Linked DNA regions of Homo sapiens: region 2 is linked to region 1. A link is an interaction called in ENCODE POLR2A ChIA-PET data of the cell type or tissue named here. Cell type or tissue: IMR-90. All regions are shown on one strand. Each heading gives the region's core, and the rest is flanking DNA. Links, peaks and the distances in the headings are about the cores only. Region 1 overlaps SLIT2 (slit guidance ligand 2). Region 2 overlaps ADGRA3 (adhesion G protein-coupled receptor A3).

Region 1 (2,923 bases), core at 158-2,657:
TCTGGGTTTAACTTGGGTTGGTGGATTTCAGATCCTATGCCCAAGATTGCTACATATTATGGACATCTTTTCACCTAGGACTGATCAAGTGTGGAAAATTCTGCCAAGTGTTGGCTTGCTCGTGGAGAGGTGTGCTTCTTCCCTCATTTTATGACTTTATTTGGCATCTCTTTTTAGCTCTGATATTATCTCCTTATTGTATAAACAGATTAAAGTTGTCATTCTCCTTGATTAAGAAGATTTCAGGAGAGGTGCTCTGAGAAAGTGTAGTGGATAGAAAATGAATCACAAGTTGAATGCAAACAGAAGACAGAAGATGGACTTAGAAGGGCAAAATATGGACAGGGAGATGAATGGGAGGAGAGCCAGATGCAAAGAATATTATTTCAAGAGATTAGACTATAGAAACAAGTGGATTTAGATAAACCAGGTAGATGTAAAAATCACATTCTGAAAAGGATTTTTGGTTAAGGAGAATTACAAGCTACATAAAATAGGAAAAGAAATTATATCATATTTAGACCTTTAGAGATATGAGAGGAGGCTGCTATGTGGAATTTGTTTGACTTACAAACATCTTTTGTATTACCCTTCACTCAAACTCAAGTGCTAGAAATAAGAAATGATTGTTGAATAACTGGGTTTTAAAAGATATGAAAAACAAGAAGCAAATAGAATGATAGCTAACTTTACCATTTTGGTAAAGTTGGTAGTCATGAGCTTTACCAACCTGAAGAAGTTGGAACTCAGTATTTTGCTATATTCCCAAACCCTATGCCACAATCAGTTCAGCAGGTTTAAGAAATTGTTAAAAGAGTCCTGAGTGTATGAGAATGCTTGTTATCTTGATTTTTTTTTTTTAGCTAAACTGAACATATATGAGGAGGCAACAATCTCCCATAACAAATTCCAGATATGAAAATAATTCAGCATAATTATCGCTGTGGAAAACCAAATTTGGTCTGGAATAAAATGCAAAGAAATTAGATAGTGATTATTAATCAGATATGGTCCGGTGGACATTTATTAAATAAATCCCCACTACGTGGTAAAATGAACATGAACTACTTCAGCCAGGCAATGATGCTGCCAGTATACTCGATTAAATTCTTCAAAGTGTATTCCATTTTCTTCCCTAAGACAATCTCTTTAATTTCTCATCTAATTACTCAAACATAATTTTTGGAACATGTCACATTCCACAGGATGAACTTACAAACTGCCAACCCCAAACTCCTTTTATTTAAACCACAGCCTTACAAGGTTGAAAGCACAGTAACAGGCCAAAAGACATTTTTTCTCGAGGCCGTGGGATGTGGCCAGATAAATGCTTATAGTCGTTGCATTTGCTGACTTGCTGTTTTGCTGGCATACGTTCTTCACCGTTCCATCCTACGCCTTTGTTCTGAGTTAGGTTCTTTCCTGTAAACTATTAAGGGATCTGCTAGCAATGAGCTATTTTCTTTCCTCTTGCTGACTCATATATAACTTTAGCAAACTCAAAACCATTTATTGTTAGGTATTATGCTAATTTAACTAACTGCTTTCACTGTCACCATTCATTTCTGCAGTGTGCTGAACAGCTAAGTTTTTTGCCCTTAATTGATAAATAAATTGGGGAGGGCGGAGAGAAATTAAATTTCTATGGAGCTTACTTTACTTCAGAATTAATGCCAGCAGTTTCCCAGCTGTAATTTGATATAGAGACTCCTTTAGTTATTGTAGTTACCAAGACAAAATGTAAGGGACATTAGCACTGGCACAGTCTCTCCTAGTGACTGAGGCATCACTAGAAGAAGTAAGCACCACCTCTTTCCCTTAATACGGTCATCCTAGGAACAGTTAATTTTCTCCTAATGGTTAAAAACAAACAAACAAAAAACAATTTCTATGTGGATACATTTCAAGAGTTTTTTAATCGATAGGAAAGCTAAACACTACAGGACACTATCATTTTCATGGATTTTAATTCAATACTGTTACTTGAATATGTGCTAGTATTTCCCAGGGTAAAGGATATGAAGAGATACAATGAATCTCTGTGGCCACCATATTTATTCATGTTCTCTTACATACATGAGTTTCTTTCAGTAGATCAACAACGCAAGCGTGGGCTGTAATCTGTAGAATAATTTGATGCAGGTAGTTTATGTGAGTAGAAGTTATATAGCTTTTTGGTGAAGGCACCTTAGAAGGTTAGAGCAGTAACGGTGGGGGTGCAGAGCTGCTCTGTAATTATCCACATAACTTTGCTAGAAATTGCTTGTGATAAAATGTTCAATTAGAATTATTGCTGCTTGTTCCAGTGAAGATAAAGAACTACAGAGAAATACTACAGAGTGAAATATAATTAATGTTGACAGTAAGAAATGTATGTGTTTTATGTATAAAGATGTCAGTGTCCTTTTCAGACACATTTGCCAAAAGGCCTTGTGGTGAGCTCTCACACAGAATGCACAAAGTATCATAGGTGGAACATACTTTTATTGAGGACAGTACAATTTCCACATTGTTAGTCATTTGTCCAATAAGTATTTGTGAACAAAGGAAAATGGCTGTGGCTAAATATGCATTTAATCGAGACCTTACAGCTCTTGAAGTCTTTTAAAGATGTCTCCCAAAACATGATTTTGCAAGTAAAGATCGTTTCAAAGATGTTTTCTTTTTGGAGAGGAAGATACAGAAACATCACCCATCACATATTGTGCAAATGAACCAACAAATAAACCGAATCAAAAGGAAATGAGGGAGATGATAATGAAGGTTACACTTTTGGTTTATTTCTATATGCATAAAGTGGCACTGTTTTGTATCTCCTATATGAAAGTCGTACTACTGAGTCAATGTTACCTGGGCAGGTGCATTGTATTGTGTATTTAATTACAGTGTTAAATTTCTACTTATTTCTAAAATTTGCTCACCC
Region 2 (2,923 bases), core at 424-2,923, 1.9 Mb after region 1:
AAAAAAAATTAGCCGGGCATGGTGGCGGGTGACTGTAGTCCCAGCTACTCAGGAGGCTGAAGCAGGGGAATGGCGTGAACCCAGGTGGTGGAGCTTGCAGTGAGCCGAGATCGCGCCACTGCACTCCAGCCTGGGCAACAGAGCAAGATTCCATCTCAAAAAAAATAAAATAAATAAAATAAGCTACCAATACTCAAAGAACTCTGTATTCTAATCTTTGTTTATAAGAAAAATGTCGACACAATAAATTAGCTCTGTTCTCTAGAGTTAAGATTCCTCCAGAGCATCAAGCCAGTAAACTACTGCTTCCTGAGAGGCAGCTGAATGGAAAAATAAGTCACTGAATAGTCTTCTAAGAAACTACATCCCGTGTCATTTTCTGAGTTACTTTCAGGAGTTTTTACTTCTGTCTTTGTCTGTTTTTTAAACCATCTTTACAGGCTCCTGGGAACAGAAGCTGGAGCTGCACTGGGAGCAACCTCACCAAACATTATCATATTCGTTTGTTTTGGGACTTGGTATCCTGCCAAACCCACCAACTTCTCCTGGTGCTGGAGGACTCCAAGCAGGCAAGAAACAACAGGATTTTGAGGCTGGGTGATAAGCAACCCTGTCATCATATCAGAAAAGCTTACAACTTGCATTCATGGACCAAATGCCAAACTGTGCCCCCAATCCTGCAAGATTTCTGAGCAATATTCCCGGTAGGAATTCAAGCCACTTCCCAACACAGTCTATGCGTGTGTGTTTGCCACACACATAAGATCAAGGAGATCACATGTGACTGCAGATAGATTGAATATACCCATCCTTGAATCAGGGATCCCACAGCTATGAACCTAATAAACTAAATAAAGACATGTTCTCATTTGCTATAATAAGGTAAACATACGAATTTGCATCCGTCTTCTATCCCCAACTTTTCCTGCTCTTCCACCACGTAGTCGTATCTCTGTTAGCATTACTCTTGCCCATAAAGAACAATTACGTACCCACCCATACTCGAGGCGCTGTGCGAAGACAAGTCAGAGTCCTTGCTTTCAAGGGTATATGCATTCTGAGAGAAGCACCAGTATCATAGAAAGTGACACAAGAGCACAAACACTAATAGCTACCTGGGTTCAGGGATGGAAGGATCAAAATGCCAGAACAGTGAAGAGTTCGTAGCAGCTGAGTTGGGTATTAAAGAATATCCCAGAATTTCCCAGACTGGGCTTCCAAGGCAAGGGTGTCAGCAAAGGCACACAGGAAGCAAAATATAAACTGCTCAGGGGACACTGAGATGTAGACTTTGGTGAAGCAAATAATTTGTATAAAAGACTGACCCTTGGATGAAAGCATCATGTCTTATTTTAACCCTGAAACACTGGCCACTGTGTTTACAACGTAACACTGCCTCAACCGATGTCCATGGAAAAAGTAATCTGTGCTGGGTATTGAGAAATCAGGCTGCAGATGTATGTAAGATTTTGCATTCAAAGATAACAATCTTACTCTTGATCCAATGGCTCTGCTGGTGAGAATTCAGGCTGTGGCGTCTTGCTGGCCTACAGATTATAATCACTTTGCTCCTCTCTCCCTTGGCTGCACTCATCTGGCAAAGAAGCAACCTGGCCACACCCAAGGAGTCCCATCACTAGGCTGAATCCAGGTGGAGAAAAACAATTGCACTGACCATCTCCCTTTGAATCTGATCAGAAGGCAAAACTGCAAAAAGATCCTCCCTGCTGACTTTTCTGCAATCCCCAGTAGGTTCACATTCCAAAAGAACATTTCTCTTCTCTTTCCCCTTCCTCTTGGCCCATTTTCCCCTTGCCCTGCCTAGATATCTTTGAGAAAATAGAAGCAACGGGGCCAAAATTCCCTCTTCGTCCCACCTGCGCCCCACTGCCCTCACGCCTGCCTTGACACCCATGTTCCACCCTTTCTCCCAAGACAAGGTATTGTGCTGAACCCCTACCCACTCCAGATGGGATTGCACCAGGTTCAAGAAGAAGAAACCCAGAGCTAGTGAACAGAACATGGAGTTTCACTGAGGGCTTACATGCAGGGGAGAGAGTTCAGTGCTGGCGGGCTGGACAGGAGAACTGCATGCCCCAGCAGAGAAACTCACAACTTGCAAAAAGCATGCAGTTCACAGCCGGGAGTGGTGGCTCATGCCTGTAGTCCCAGCACTTTGGGAGGCCGAGGCGGGCAGATCACGAGGTCAGCAGTTCAAGACCAGCCTAGCCAACATGGTGAAACCCCATCTCTACTAAAGATCCAAAAAAATTAGCTGGGCGTGGTGGCGTGCACCTGTAATCCCAGCTACTCGGGGCGCTGAGGCAGGAGAATCGCTTGAACCTGGGAGGCGGAGGCTGCAGTGAGCCAAGATCGCCCCACTGCACTCCAGCCTGGGAAACAGGGCGAGACTCCATCTCAAAAAAAAAGAAAAGAAAAGAAAAAAAAAAAGCATGCAGTTCACTCAGCATCTTCACTTAGCACCTTCCCCCGTAGGTAGGGATAACTACTCCTCTGATGCTAGGACTGTTTCGTCTCCACCTGGCAACCTTCAATTAACCCTAAAGGACCTTGATCCCCCATATGGCCCATGCTCCATGGGACAAGATGGAGACTCAGGTGTTCCTCATAGATAAGAAATGACTTGGCCGGGCGCGGTGGCTCACGCCTGTAATCCCAGCACTTTGGGAGGCCGAGGCGGGCGGATCACGAGGTCAGGAGATCGAGACCATCCTGGCTAACACGGTGAAACCCCGTCTCTACTAAAAATACAAAAAATTAGCCCGGCGTGGTAGCGGGCGCCTGTAGTCCCAGCTACTCGGGAGGCTGAGGCAGGAGAATGGCGTGAACCCGGGAGGCGGAGCTTGCAGTGAGCCGAGATCGCGCCACTGCACTCCAGCCTGGGCGACAGAGCGAGACTCCG

The links. Peaks named below come from ENCODE experiments on the same cell type or tissue, not always from the same donor. Only the 100,000 strongest peaks of a DNase experiment are listed, where the experiment ranks them.
Region 2: POLR2A ChIA-PET joins it to region 1 with 11 read pairs; 1 of 35 experiments calls an interaction of 5 or more read pairs at or near these places.

What each region holds. Positions count from the first base shown.
Region 1 is chr4:20,563,935-20,566,857 of GRCh38, forward strand. The region is part of intron 26 of SLIT2 (slit guidance ligand 2); the gene reads left to right. Among named protein-coding and RNA genes, the nearest start is that of MIR218-1, 37 kb to the left of the region's middle. In IMR-90, for the core only: no CTCF peak of the experiment used is centred there; a DNase peak (open chromatin) is centred at 1,397.
Region 2 is chr4:22,507,083-22,510,005 of GRCh38, forward strand. All of the region lies in intron 1 of ADGRA3 (adhesion G protein-coupled receptor A3), which reads right to left. Among named protein-coding and RNA genes, the nearest start is that of MIR12115, 6.8 kb to the right of the region's middle. In IMR-90, for the core only: no CTCF peak of the experiment used is centred there; no DNase peak of the experiment used is centred there; H3K27ac peaks cover 269 bases.